3 separate regions of the Homo sapiens genome follow, and all the other regions are linked to region 2. A link is a loop called in an ENCODE intact Hi-C map of the cell type or tissue named here. Cell type or tissue: OCI-LY7. All regions are shown on one strand. Each heading gives the region's core, and the rest is flanking DNA. Links, peaks and the distances in the headings are about the cores only.

The links. Hi-C counts contacts between places; a loop is a spot of excess contacts. Peaks named below come from ENCODE experiments on the same cell type or tissue, not always from the same donor. Only the 100,000 strongest peaks of a DNase experiment are listed, where the experiment ranks them.
Region 1: it touches region 2 in a loop (5-fold over the local background); 52 of 110 quality-filtered maps call a loop at or near these places.
Region 3: it touches region 2 in a loop (4-fold over the local background); 49 of 110 quality-filtered maps call a loop at or near these places.

The regions. Positions count from the first base shown.
Region 1 is chr15:40,161,205-40,163,704 of GRCh38, reverse strand. It overlaps BUB1B (BUB1 mitotic checkpoint serine/threonine kinase B), which reads right to left. Exons shown (of 23, transcript NM_001211.6): 1 at 2,450-2,500. The coding sequence starts at 2,484. Among named protein-coding and RNA genes, the nearest start is that of BUB1B, 1.4 kb to the right of the region's middle. RefSeq lists enhancers at 1,481-2,245, 2,253-2,382, 2,403-2,500. In OCI-LY7, for the core only: no CTCF peak of the experiment used is centred there; a DNase peak (open chromatin) is centred at 1,474; H3K4me3 peaks cover 2,500 bases; H3K27ac peaks cover 1,527 bases.
Region 2 is chr15:40,040,553-40,048,714 of GRCh38, reverse strand. SRP14-DT (SRP14 divergent transcript) reads right to left here. Exons shown (of 3, transcript NR_040060.1): 2 at 2,646-2,754. Among named protein-coding and RNA genes, the nearest start is that of SRP14-DT, 5.3 kb to the right of the region's middle. RefSeq lists enhancers at 742-871, 1,212-1,341. In OCI-LY7, for the core only: CTCF peaks have their summits at 3,224 and 3,426 (motif pointing left); DNase peaks (open chromatin) are centred at 3,004 and 3,444; H3K4me3 peaks cover 303 bases; H3K27ac peaks cover 633 bases.
Region 3 is chr15:40,176,051-40,178,550 of GRCh38, reverse strand. It overlaps BUB1B (BUB1 mitotic checkpoint serine/threonine kinase B), which reads right to left. Exons shown (of 23, transcript NM_001211.6): 5 at 1,878-2,074. The region is part of intron 2 of LOC107984763 (a long non-coding RNA gene); the gene reads left to right. Among named protein-coding and RNA genes, the nearest start is that of BUB1B, 16 kb to the right of the region's middle. In OCI-LY7, for the core only: no CTCF peak of the experiment used is centred there; no DNase peak of the experiment used is centred there.

The sequences.
Region 1 (2,500 bases), core at 1-2,500, 120 kb before region 2:
TAAATATTGAAATAAATGTGAGCTATCCGTACACTTAAGAACATTTAATGAAAACAAAAAATAATCATTTACCCAATTTTTGGCGAATCAGTGAATGACTGCAGTCATAGTGTTGGTGGGTTAACTCAAGGAATAAATGTTTGAGAGTGAAAATTTCAAGAAGTACCTCCTACCACCACAAAGTTCAAAAAACAAATAGTAACACTATAGTGGGCATGCTGGGCACTTTCATAAGGCATTGTTTATTGTCATGCATTTATATGATTATCATACACACTTTATATAAACTTTTTAAATAGAGACAGGCCTTACTATGTTGCCCAGGCTGGTCTTGAACCGCTGAGCTTAAGCAATCCTGTTGCCTCAGCCTCCCGAAGTGCTGGGATTACAGGTGTGAGCCACCGCTCCCAGCCTTTACAGATTTTTATTTTACAGTAATTTGTATTCATTCCTTCATTCATTTTCCAACTCACTTATTCTAGTTCGGGGTTGAGGGTGGCCAGAGCCCATCTCAGCAACTCAGAGAGGAACCAACCCTGGACAGGACACCACTCCATCACAGGGAGCATCACATTCACACCCATTCAGACTGGGATCATTTAGACACGCCAATTAACAGGCACATCTTTGGGATGTAGAAGGAAACTGGAGTACCTAAGGAAACCCATGCAGACATGCGGAAAACATGAAAACTCCACATACACAGCAGCCCCGCAATGAATTGATTTTTTTTCTCATCAACATTATAACGAAACGATGTTATACCAGGACCTGCTCTATATTGTGTGAACTCTGTAAAGGTAAGGGCTATGCCATTTATTTTTGTATGCCCATGATCTAATACGAGATATAACACTATTATGCCCTGTTTGTTGAATTCATCTGAACTTTCTTCTCTTGCTCTTAAAAATAGTGAATTACACTATCTCAGTTAAATATCCCAAATTGAGCTAAGACTGCCCCCACTTCCTCCCAGACCTGCTCCTCCCACAGTCTTCCTCTTTCTCAAATAAATGGCAATCCCATTCTTCAGTTACCCAAGCCAAAAATCTTAGTGCCAACTTTGATGCCCTTCTCATACCCCTCAGTCAGTCAGCAAGTCCTACTGGTTCTACCTTCAAAATATATACAGAAATCAACCACTTATCATCATCTCCACTGTTTTCCACCTGGCTCAACTCACTTTTGAGCTGAATTATTTCAATAACCTCTTAACTGGTGTCCCTTGCTTCCATCCTTTGCTGCCTTTAGTGTATTCAACACTACAGCCAAAGTGACCCCATTTAAACCCAAGTCAGATTATGTCTTTCCTTTGCTCAAAACCTTCCAATGACTTTTGATTACAACTAGAGTAAAAGCTAAGTCCTTACAATCTGCATCTTCACCATTTTTACATAATATCCTTTTACTCTTCTAGTTAATTCTGCTCCAGTGACAATGGCCTTGGACATGCCAGGTGCAACTTCCTCCCCTAGCTCTCACCCTCAGCCTTTGTACTCTCCTCAGATATAGAACCTCTAGCTTTTGAGATTCCTTCAAGTCTTGACCAAAGTGACATCTCCTCAGTGAGACTCCAGTGTTCAAGTTAAATTGCACCAATCCCCACCCCCAATATTCACTACACCCAGTTGCTTTATTATTTTTTTTAGTACTGACCACATCTCCACCTAACAGTTTGTCTTTATTGTCTGACTCCCCCACCTTCATCCCATGCCAGAACTTAAGCTTCATGAGGGTTGAGATTTTTGTGTCTGTATATTTGCTGCACTCAGAGCTTAGCCAAAAAAATACTTGTTACATGAATGAAAGAGCCCATGACATAGCACTTATCTAGGTATTGCGGGCACCACAGTGAAAACACATACAGATTTCCAACCTAGAACTGCAATATAGTTTTTTTAATACAAGGAAAAGCCGCAAACATGCAGAAAAAGGCTTTTAGATCTCTATGTTATTGGCATAATTTAGATCTCTATGATATTGGCTAAAGGCTTTCAGATCTCTGTGCTATTGGCATAGCACCTGCCATTTGTTGAGCGCTTATTTGGAAGCAGTTACTTAACAAATACTTTGAATTCCCCCAGAACCACGTAAGGCAGCATTAACATCAGCATTTTCCATACAAACGATTTGCCCAAGGTCAAACAACTAGCAGGTGGCTGAGCTGAGTTACAAACAGACAACATTGCAACTTCCAAACTCTTTGTTCCGCTGGGGTCCCGCAGCCTTCTTCGCTTTGAAGCTGGATGCGGCAGGATTCGCACGTGCCCTCAGTCCACTGCGTTTTCACCTCCACCTCCGGCATTCTACTCCAAAAGGAAGGAGGCTCCGGTGGGGTCTGTTCTGACGGTGCCGATCTCCCCCTCGACTGCTCCGAGCGGAGCCTTCTATTACCTACCAGGCCGTGTCCTCTCAGGCCCAGCCCCCAGCAGCTTTCTCCCGTACCTACCTCAGAGCACCCCCTTCCTTCTTCACCGCCGCCATCCTGCATTCCTGGCTC
Region 2 (8,162 bases), core at 2,442-4,941:
TGTTCTGCAGGGTGCAGCCAGGGTAGGGGGAGAGTTGCAGATACCAGTACAGCCCTGGAGCCCGTTGCAGCTGCTTCCTGTTGTCAGAGGGCTCCTCCACCAAGGGGCTGAGTTCCTTGACACCTCCACGCCCCTGCCTAGTTCTCCGTGTGGTATCCTGCCTCAGTAGGCCAGCAACTTCCCACGGATACCAAGGAAGGCTGTGTTCAAGTAGCAAGAGCTCAGAGTGAGGAAGTGCCCTGTGGCCAGGCACATTTCCAGCCTCGTGGCTGACCACCCCTGGTGCAAACAGGGTCCTGTCCTCACGTATGCAGGTTGATTTCTGCCTTGTCTTCCTTTCCCTGTCTGAAAGATCTTTCCCATCCTGTCTGCAGAGTCAAGTTCTCCCCATCATTCTCGGTTCCATCTCTTCCCCGAAGCTTTGTCTGCAGTGACTCCCTCCCCACCCCCGCTTCACTGGCCATACTGGACTGTCCAGCATGAGAGTGTGGGCCCTCATTTCACACTGCCTTGTCTTGTGGTTTGACATTTCACCTAGGTTTGTTTTGTCTCCTCTTCAAGACTTGAAGACAGGATGATTTGGGTCCTTAACCACTGCCTCCTACTTCAAACGAGATCCCTTACAGAGCTGAGCTCAGAGCCGACCCTGTGTGTAAGGGCATAATAAATCCTGGCTGAATGTCCCGTCTCAGTGTCTCTGTCTTGGTTCCTGCCTGAATTTCAGTCAGCTGAGCCACAGTTCACCCCAGACCCTGTAGCATCTTGGGAGGAGACATTTGGGCTCCTCTGCCTGGTAGTCACGTTGCCTCACTGCAGGAAGTGACCCAGGCCTTGCCGTCTCCCAGCTTGTGGGCCTTCTTGCCTCCAGGTTCCCCTCTGACTAATCATGAGAGTGCTATGGGGCTGACTGGAAGCGACCACTCCTGTCCCAGAAGGGACTTCCCCAGCCTGAATGCTTGCAGGTGGACGGCAAGGGAAGGGGGATAGTGCTGGTAATATGCAAGGTGGTGCCCTCGTCCAGTTCCAGGGACACAGCTCATAGAACACTCCCAAAAGGGGCTGTTCAGCCTGTCTCCATTCTTGCAGCTCTCTTCACCCCAAGCCTCAGGCCGGGCCTGGCTCGTTGTCCCTGGGGGGTCTGAAAGGGGCTGGAGTGGGGGTGGAGTGAGCAGCAACCCGGGACTCTCAGCTCAGCGCTTTTCCCCCCATTGTGAAATGGCCTTGGATAAGGGCCAAGCAGGAAGCTGCCTCCTATAGCTCCGTGGCCTGGCGCCTGGGGTGTGAGGACGGCCCCAGGCCCTTCCCTTCCCAAGGGAGGGCTGAAGCTGACACACGGAGTCCACCTGCATGGAGACACTGAGCTGCCCTTGGCTAAGTCATGAGGGGCCTATGCCCTCCCTCCTGCTCTCTGTGCCAGCTAGTTTGTGGCAGGCAGAGGGGTGTGTGGAAAGTGCATGGGCCTGGGGCTCAGGGCTCGGGGCTTCCAGTCTCACCTTTGGCATTACCAAGCTTTGTGATCTTGGTCAAGTCATTTTCCCTCTTTGGACCTCACTCAGTTTCTATTCACTTGTGAATAACTAGCAGGTAAAGGGTTGGACTAAAAAGGTCTTGGAGGCCTCTTCCAGCTCAATATTGTGACTCACTGAAGTCAATGATTCATTGATGTTATTACTGGGACTTGGCTCTGATCAGATGGGAGTTTCTTCATTGTGTCTGTCTAGGATTCCCTGTGTAAATCTGCATCTGTGGGTCTGTCACAGAGGTGGAGTGGGCTTCCCCGAACAATCAAGGATGAATGATGACACAGAGGCCAAGAGATGAACAGCATCTGTCGCTTTGGGGAGTCGAGACACCTGTTGGGTAATTTGTGCAGAACTCTGGCTATATAATTTCCTGTCCTTGACTTTCAGACAGGAAACTTTAAATTGGGGACCCCTAATCATCCTGAATAAGGGAGCCCCTCCCCCACCCACTAAACCCATGAAAGTGTGGGGAGGAGGAGGGCAGGAATAGGTGCTCATGCCCCAGACTTCCAGCCTGGCTGGGAATAACTACGCTTGCAATAACTATGCTTGCCTTTCCTGGCCTCAGTTTCCCCTCTTACAATATGGGGTATGCTGGCCCCCTTCTTGAGGTTCAGCAAGGAAGGAAATCCTAGATGAGAAGGGGAGAACCTCTTAAAGTTCACACACATTTCTTGAGTGCCACCACCTGATTCTGTACAAGGATGGCCTTCCAGGCATGTGGGGCCAGGGGCTGCCCATGGAGTGTAGCCTAGAGGGTACTGGCAATTCCTTTGTATCTCCCCAAAGCCCCTATACCAGAAATCCCACCATTAGAGTCTGTTCTTTGTTTAACATCACCTAAGTTTCCTCCACAAATGGAGGGCGTGTGACATACTAACCATTTGTCCTGAACATGTTCGTGTGATTTAGCTACCAGATGGGTTGCCTCCACACAGCTAGCTGAGCTTAGTGAGAGACTGGGATTTTGATGGGGAGGGAGGGAGGGGTGTTTTGCACGACCGAATATTTCTACTCAGGGTACTGCTTGAGAAGGAGAGGAAAAGAACAATGAAACCTAGCTTTTCTGCCATGCTTTCTCACGTATAAGCTTTTATATTCACATTGTCACACTGAACTCACCACAGCAGTGTGAGGAAGATCTTCCCATTTTACAGCTGAGGAAATGGAGGCTCATAGAGATTAAGATGACTTTCCTTCAGAGATACAGCCAAGAAATGCCAAGTTGGACCTGGAATCCAAAGACAGGATTAAGGAGACAGGATTCTGCATGGGAGTGGGAGGGGGACAGGGGCTTGGGATAGGAACCCACACCCAGAGGGAGGGAAAGATGAGGAGTGGAGAGAGAGTCCCAGTTTGTTCCACTCTGCCTAGAGCTGGTCTCTTTTCTGCCTTCCCTCCCTTCTTGTCACCTCTTTGGACAGCTGAAAGACAGCTGAAAGCTCAGCACTCCTGAGCTGCCCGCAGGCTACACTCATTTGCAAGTGCTTCTTCGCACAGAGGTGGCAGGCTCCTCAGCTAGAACAACGCTCACCTCACAGGACTATTGGGGGCTCAAAAGTGGATACATGTAAGCACCTAGAAATGAACCTGGCACTTAGTAACTTCTCAATAAATATAAGCAAGCTATTATCTGAGAAAAAAATAGTCTCTTCTCTAGTGGAGAAGTCAGTCAGCTTCTTGCACCTAGAACAGTGCCAAACACTGCTTGTTTAGCCTTGTTCAGTGAATGGATGAATGATAATCTTTCTGTAACACGGAAAGTTCTAGCCTCCACAGAAGTAATTTTGAAAAATAATGACCACGATCTTGGATATTCTTAGGGTTGATCTAAGGTAAACGACAGGGCAAGATCTGGGAGTGGCTGAGGCGGTCGCCCATGGCTGCGCTCGTCTGGTGAGGCCAGGGCGTCCCCTACTGGCCCAAGACGAGTCACAGGCAGGTCGAGGCCACTCCTCATCTCTGCGATGGCGCGTGGAGGGAGGGCGTGGTGGCGTTGCTGCGAGCGAGGGGAAGGCCAGTGTTAATCACTGACACTTGTGGGCTCCGGAAACTTCCCTAGGGCCCCCAGAAGGGGCTGGGGGGAGAAAAGCAGCAGTTCTAAGAATTTTGGAAGTAGAAGTGACATTAGCAATCTAGCCTAAGTCCTGAACATAACAGTGAAAATACTTTAAAAAATACATCAACTGGGTGTTTACTATGAGCCCTTTACGTGGATTATGTCCTTGAAAGCCGACAACAACCCTCTGAGGCAGGTTCCCTGTGGAGGATAGGGCGCAAGCAAGTACCTCGTGCAGGGCCTCACAGCAAGTTGGGGAGCAGGGTGAGCCTGGGGTCTCTGACTCACAGTCCAGGGCACCTGTGCTGTCTCTCTAGGACACTGGGGCTTGGGATTTAAATCCAGGACTTCATCCTGGGGTGGGGATGGAGAGAGTTCCTGGAGCCCTGAGTTGGCTGAGCAGATACAATGAACACTTGTTGACCAACTGACTGCAGAAAAGAATAAAGGAATTGGGAACTGCCAGTGTTGGAGTGGATTCAGTCCAGGGAGTGTGTTGACGTGTGGCTTCAGGGTGTTTACTCTCTCCGGGCACCCAGGCTTCTAGGACACACTCTCATCTCCCTCCGGCCACTCCTCTGGCCTTCTCTAGGATGGCTCCACCAGAGCTAACCACCTCCCGCTGACGTGGGAGGTCTCCCAGCCTTAGGTTCTAAAATTTGTCATCCCAAAGCCAGACCTGCCCAGTGCCATTCCTCGATGTGTTTAGATGATACCCTCCTTCCTTCATCCAGAACTGACCCTTAAATCAGCACACTGGAGCTACGGTGAGGCAGCTCAGAGCCCAAGGTATAGTTCCCCTCAGACTGAAACTGAAAAGTTAAACTAGCCCAGAGGCCAGTCCTCCGTAAGGTGCACAGTGTCTTGTTGCAATCTGCTCCTGTAGAATGAATCCACCTTGACGAGGAGGACGTAGAACAGCCCACTCCCAACTAAGGGACTGCAGTGTAATAATGCATCCCTTAGCTCATTTACTCCTCCCCTTGACATGAGGTAGGCACTTTTATGACTTCCCCATTTTACAGATGAGGACACTGAGGCACAGAGAGACTTAAGCAATTTTGGAATATGCAAAAAAGATTAGTGGAAACAAATACATTAAAGAAAAAGATAAACTCAAAAACAACAATAACAAAAAACAAAACAAAATAAAAAATAGTGGATGTTTCCAATGAAAAATTATACATTGATTAGAACACAGCCTTCTGGATTAGCTGATTTCTAGCCTTTTATTTCCTTTGCGCTATTTTACAACTCTGTAGGTTGTAGAGACTCAATGGCAATGCAGAGGATTCTTGTCTATGGATGTACAAATGCTTCTGTTCAGTGAAGGGACAACCCTGGGTCCCTCCTGTGCAAAATCCAATTTTACTTCCATTTACAAATTCATTCCAGAATTCCTGATGTTTACTGGATTCCCCTTTGAATGGATTGTAACATACATCTGGTTTCCTTATTAATAATAGGTTAAACATAATACAAAATTTTTTTGAGACAGCATCTCACTGTTTCCCTGACTGGAGTGCAGTGGCACAATCATGGCTTATTGCAGCCTTGACTACCCCAGCTAGGAACCCCATCCAGGAACTAGCGACTGTGTTTTTAAGCATTATACTTTCCAGGCACTGCAAAGTGTAATTGCATTAGAGTAACTGCAGCTGCAAATTAATCAACCCTAACCTGAACAAGATCCTTGACCCTAATTCAAACCCTAACCAAATTCCTGACCCTAATTCAAAACCAACTCTAATTAAACACCTAATAAATTAAAGTGTGCTCTGTCTGAGGAAAAAACACATTACCCCTGCATTTTGGGAGAGACAATCTCAGGTTGTACAAACAAGCATACTTATTCAGGTCCCTTAGGTCGGCTAGGCCCTGAGGAGCAGGGGTACTTTTCTCTGCCCGTCTTCCCATGGGGAAGTGGCCAAAGCTGGTACGGTGTTTTGTGCCCAGGGCCTTCGTTTTGCTCTTGGTGCTGCCTAGGCCTTTGATGAAGCCCCCATGATGTGGGAAAGGATTTGGGAACCATTTTCATGTCATGGTTCTCCTAGAACTGTGAAAGGGAGAGGAAAAACTGAGAGGGAGCAGGAAGGTGTGTGGCCTGCATGACTTAGAGACAGTGACCCAGCGCCATGCCTCACATACATACTGCTCTGCTCCAAGGCCAAAAGCCATTAATCTCTATTATGCATTTAAATTACAATTTGATGAATGATATGTTACCCTAATCACACATAATTGCAAGTTAGGATTTGGGGTGCTGGAAAACATCAAAATTTAACCATGTTATATTGACATAAACTCTCAATTTCATTGTACCCCTGAGCTACCTTTATTCCTGATTGATCACATACAATACCATTTTTCTCACTGATGAATTTATTTTCAGATATAGTCTTATAAATCAATGAACTTTATCATTGCTTTTACTGTTTTAATTTTTTTAATCTCAAAAATTTAAATTTAGCAACATTATTTTACTTCATAGTACTTCCTTTTATGATCCCTTTTATTTATGGCAAATGATACTGGTTTTCCACTTATGATCATGATATTAAATACACAAGTAGAAAGTGAGTCAATTTAAAGAAAAATATTAACTAACAGTACAGGTGGTATTAAGATAATGGCAGAAATCAGGATGGTGATGTTGAAATGATGGAAGGTGTGTGGTCTATAAGTAATAACACTATTTGATACTATACTGTTTATTGGGCATTTACTATGTGCTAGGCCCAATGTTATCAATGATAGCGCTGTCCAGTAGAATTTGTGATGATGGAAATGCTCTACATCTGTACTATCCAAGCCACATATTGCTACTGAATCCTTGAAATGTGGCTAGTGTGATTGAGGAATTAAAATTTTAAAATTAATTTAAACATCTATATTTACCATATTAGAGCAAGCCTAAGGCTCTTACATATAGTATTTTATACAATCTTCATAATCTCAATGAAGTAAGCATTATTTTGTTACTTTGCTAGTGAAGAGACTTAGGCCTTGAGAGGTTGCCTGAGGCCACATAATCAATAAGTAGCAGACGTAGGATCTGAACCCCGATCACTTTGACTTCTGAATAGGTGCTCTTGGTCATTTCCCACAGAAAAACAAAGCCCAAAGAATATTCCATCAGTAGTTGAATTGCACTGGATCCAGTGCAATGCACGCATTCCATGTACTAGGACATAGACATCTCTGGGGGATCATCCAGCCTGCCACCGAGATTTTTGCAGAAGTCCAGATGCTAGTGTGATTGCAATCAGATTAAACTTTCAAGATAGCTAACAGGACTCATGCAGGTGTAGATGTGAAAATTAAAAGAAAAAGAACAGCTGGTGGCAGCGGCTCATGCCTATAGACCCAAGTACTTAGGAGGCTGAGGCTGGAGGATAGCTTGAGCCTGAGAGGTGGACGCTGCAGTGAGCCGAGATTGCACCACTGCACTCTAGCCTGGGTGACAGAGTGAGACCCTGCCTCAAAAAGAAAAAGGAATCTGGGATGATTCATGGTTGTTTTTATTTGAGTAACTGGTCAGACGGTGGTGCCATTTAATAAATAGCAAAGATGTGGGAAGTAAAAAGTTTTGATTTGGTCACGTAATATCTGAGATGCTCATTACACATCCAGGTGGAACTACCAAGTGGACAGCTGAATATGCAAGTTTGGAGCTCAATACAGAGGTAAAAGCTATAATTAAAAATTGGGGAGTCATCTTCGCACACCTCAAGACTAGCAAAGATTAGAACAGTCTGGTGAAAACCCCTCCTATAGGGCCGCCAACACAAGACCACTTTGTGATGGCACCATATGAATAACCTCTAGCATGCGTGTCCAACCTTTTGGCTTCCCTGGGCCACATTGAAAGAATCGTCCTGGGCCATATGTAAAACACACTAACACTAATGATAGCTGATGAGATAAAATTTTTTTAAAAAGGGCCCATGCATAATTTTCATGATATCTGCCAATACAGATGAGCAAAAACATCCTCACATTCAAATGACTGGACACCCATGCAAGAGCCCTGGGCCTTGGTATTACTAGCTCAGAAGTCAAAGTCCTGGTTGAGAGCACCAGATTGACCCACGTTAGGTCATATGCTTGAGCCCAGGTGCTGAGGGCAGTTGAGAGAGTGACCCTCTGACCCTTCTATTTATTTATTTATTGCCTCTCACCAAAACCCACACAACAGGGGATTGCAAACAGGTTCAAATGCTGGAGAACCAAAAGCCAATACAGGTTGGCTACACAAGGTCATCAGCCTAGGGCAGGAAGTGGGCAACGGGCGCTGGCCATTTGGAAGAAAATGTGAAATCAGAGAGTGAACATATTTAAGCCATTAAGTTTGAATCTCCTAACTGGGCTCCTCATTTCCTGCCCTGTCTCTCTACAGTGCATTCTCCACAACACAGACAGGGGGATCTTTAAAAAATATAAATCAGATTTTCAGTGTTCTGTTGAAAACTTCCTTAACGAGTCTTCTCTTTGTATCTAGAACAAAATCCAGGCTTACTATGGTCACGGGCCCTACATAATCTGGTCCCCAGCTACCTCTCCATACTCCTTTACTCCTT
Region 3 (2,500 bases), core at 1-2,500, 130 kb before region 2:
TACACTCTAAAAAACAGAATACACATATTTTTCAAGTGTACATGAAGCATTCACCAAGATAAACCATAATCTGGGTGATAAAACAAACCTTAACAAATTTAAGACTTGAAACCATATACCTTATGTTCTCTGACCACTATGGAATTAAACTAGATATCAATAACAGAGATATCTGAAAAATCCAAAAACACTTCCTAACTGAAGTAATACACTTCTAAGTAACTCATGGGTCAAAAGGAAGACACGGGGTAAGCTAGAAAATATTTTGAACTAAATTAAAATGAAAATACAGTATATCACAACTTGTGGGATACAACTAAAGCAGTGCTTAGAAGGGAATTTAGAGCATTAAATGCTTATATTAGAAAAAGAGAAAGGTCTAGAATCAGTGATCTAGGCTTTCACCTTAAACTACAAAAAGAAGAGCAAGTTATATCCAAAGCAAGCGGGAAGAAATAAAGTGCAGAAATAAAATTAAGAACAGAAAATCATTAAGAGAAAAAAAAAAAAAATCAATGAAATGAACCCAAAAGCTGGTTTTCTAAAACAATCAGTAAAATTGATATCCAAGCCAGACTGAGAAGACATAAATTACCAGTATCAGGAGAAAGGGAGAATCACTATATAACCTACAGACATTAAAAGCATAATAAGGGAATATTATGAACAACTCTATGCCCACAAACTCATTAACTTGGATGAATGGATCAATTCCTTGAAAGACAAAAATCTACCAAAGTTTACTTAAAAAAAAAAAAGCCTAAATAAATGGAGAATTATACCATATTCCTGTATAATCCTAATCAAAATCCCAGAAAGCTGATTCTAAAACTTATATAGAAAGTCAAATGAACTACCAGAGTTAAATATAAGAATAAAGTTAGAGGACTCATTTTATCTGATTTCTAGACTTACTATAAAAGGTATAGTAATCTAGATAGCATGGTAAACACTAATGGATAGACACGTACATCGGTAGAAAAAATAGAATAATAGAAATAAACCTACATGAATATGATCAACTGATTTTTTAAAAATCAAGGTATAAAGGCAATTCAATGGAGAAAGGTTAGTCTTTTCAACAATTGGCATTGGAACAAATGAACATTAATATGCTAAAAAAGAACCTTAACCTCTATCCTCTACAAAAATTAACTCAAAATGGATCAGGGATCTAAATGTAAAAAGTGAAATTATAAAACTTGAAGATGAAAACTTGAAGATGAAAATCTCTGTAACAATCTTTGGCTAGACAAAAAATTCTCAGACACAACATCAAAAGCACGATCCATACAAGAAAAACTTGTAAATTAGACTTCTTTAAAATTAAAAACTTCTGTTCTAAAAAAGACAGTTAAGAAAATGAACAGACCAGGCTTAAGCTGAGAGAAAATATTTTCAAATCACATATCTGACAAAGGCTTATACTTACAATCTATAAAGAACTTTTACAACTCAAATGCATTATGCTAAATCAAACAGGCCAAACTCAAAAGGCTATATATTATACGATTCCATTTATATGGCAGTCTGGAAAAGGCAAAACCACAGGCTGGAGAATAAATCAGTGTTTGCCAGGGGTTTGGGTTCAGCATAGGTACTAATTACAAAGGGAATTCTTTTGGGGGGTGTGAAATTATTCTGTATCTTGTTAATGATGATGATCACAAGTCTTTTTACTCCTAGTACCATATACCAAAGAGTGGATTTTACTCTATGATAAATAAAATTTTTAAAATATATCTTTAAAAAAATTGAATAGTAACTAAGTAAACTTAACATGCCAATCCACCAGAAAGCACTTTATTCAGATGCAAAAAAGAGATAATTTATTTCTATTATTTTTAGAGTTAAGACAAGCTCCAAAGAAAGTTTACCGGTGCTGGGACTGTAGTCTTTCTAGTGGTTCAGCCTTCTGTTGAATCCCTTCCTGAAATATCGCATCTGCTTTCCTAAAGTTTTCTCTAGCTTCATATTCTTCTGCCCATGAGATATAGAACTGAGCAAGTGAAACACCAATCCCTTGGTTGTGCAAGTAACTGTACATATCCAAAGGCTCATTGCATAAACGCCCCTGTAACAGAAGTGTTAACAGTTAACCAATTTCTACTCACGTATTGAATGCCTATTAGTTGCCAAACAATCACTGGAGATACTACATGCAATTCCTGTATTGAAAAAAAAATCTATTATTACAATGTGATAAGGACCATACTGGGAGGACCTAAAAAAGAGGCAAAACTGAGCGATTTGTAAGAAGAGTTGGAGAGTAAAGGCTTCAAGAAGGAGTAATAAGCCAGGTGCAGTCGCTTCTGCCTGTAATTACAGCACTTTGTGAGGCCGAGGTAGGAGTAGGAGGATCGCTTGAGGTTAGGAGTTTGAGACAAGCCTGGGCAACATAACAAGACCCTGTCTCTACAACAAAATTTAAAACTTTAGCTGGGCATGGTGGAAGGCGCCTGTAGTCCTAGCTACCCAGGAGGCTGGGGCAGGAGAATCA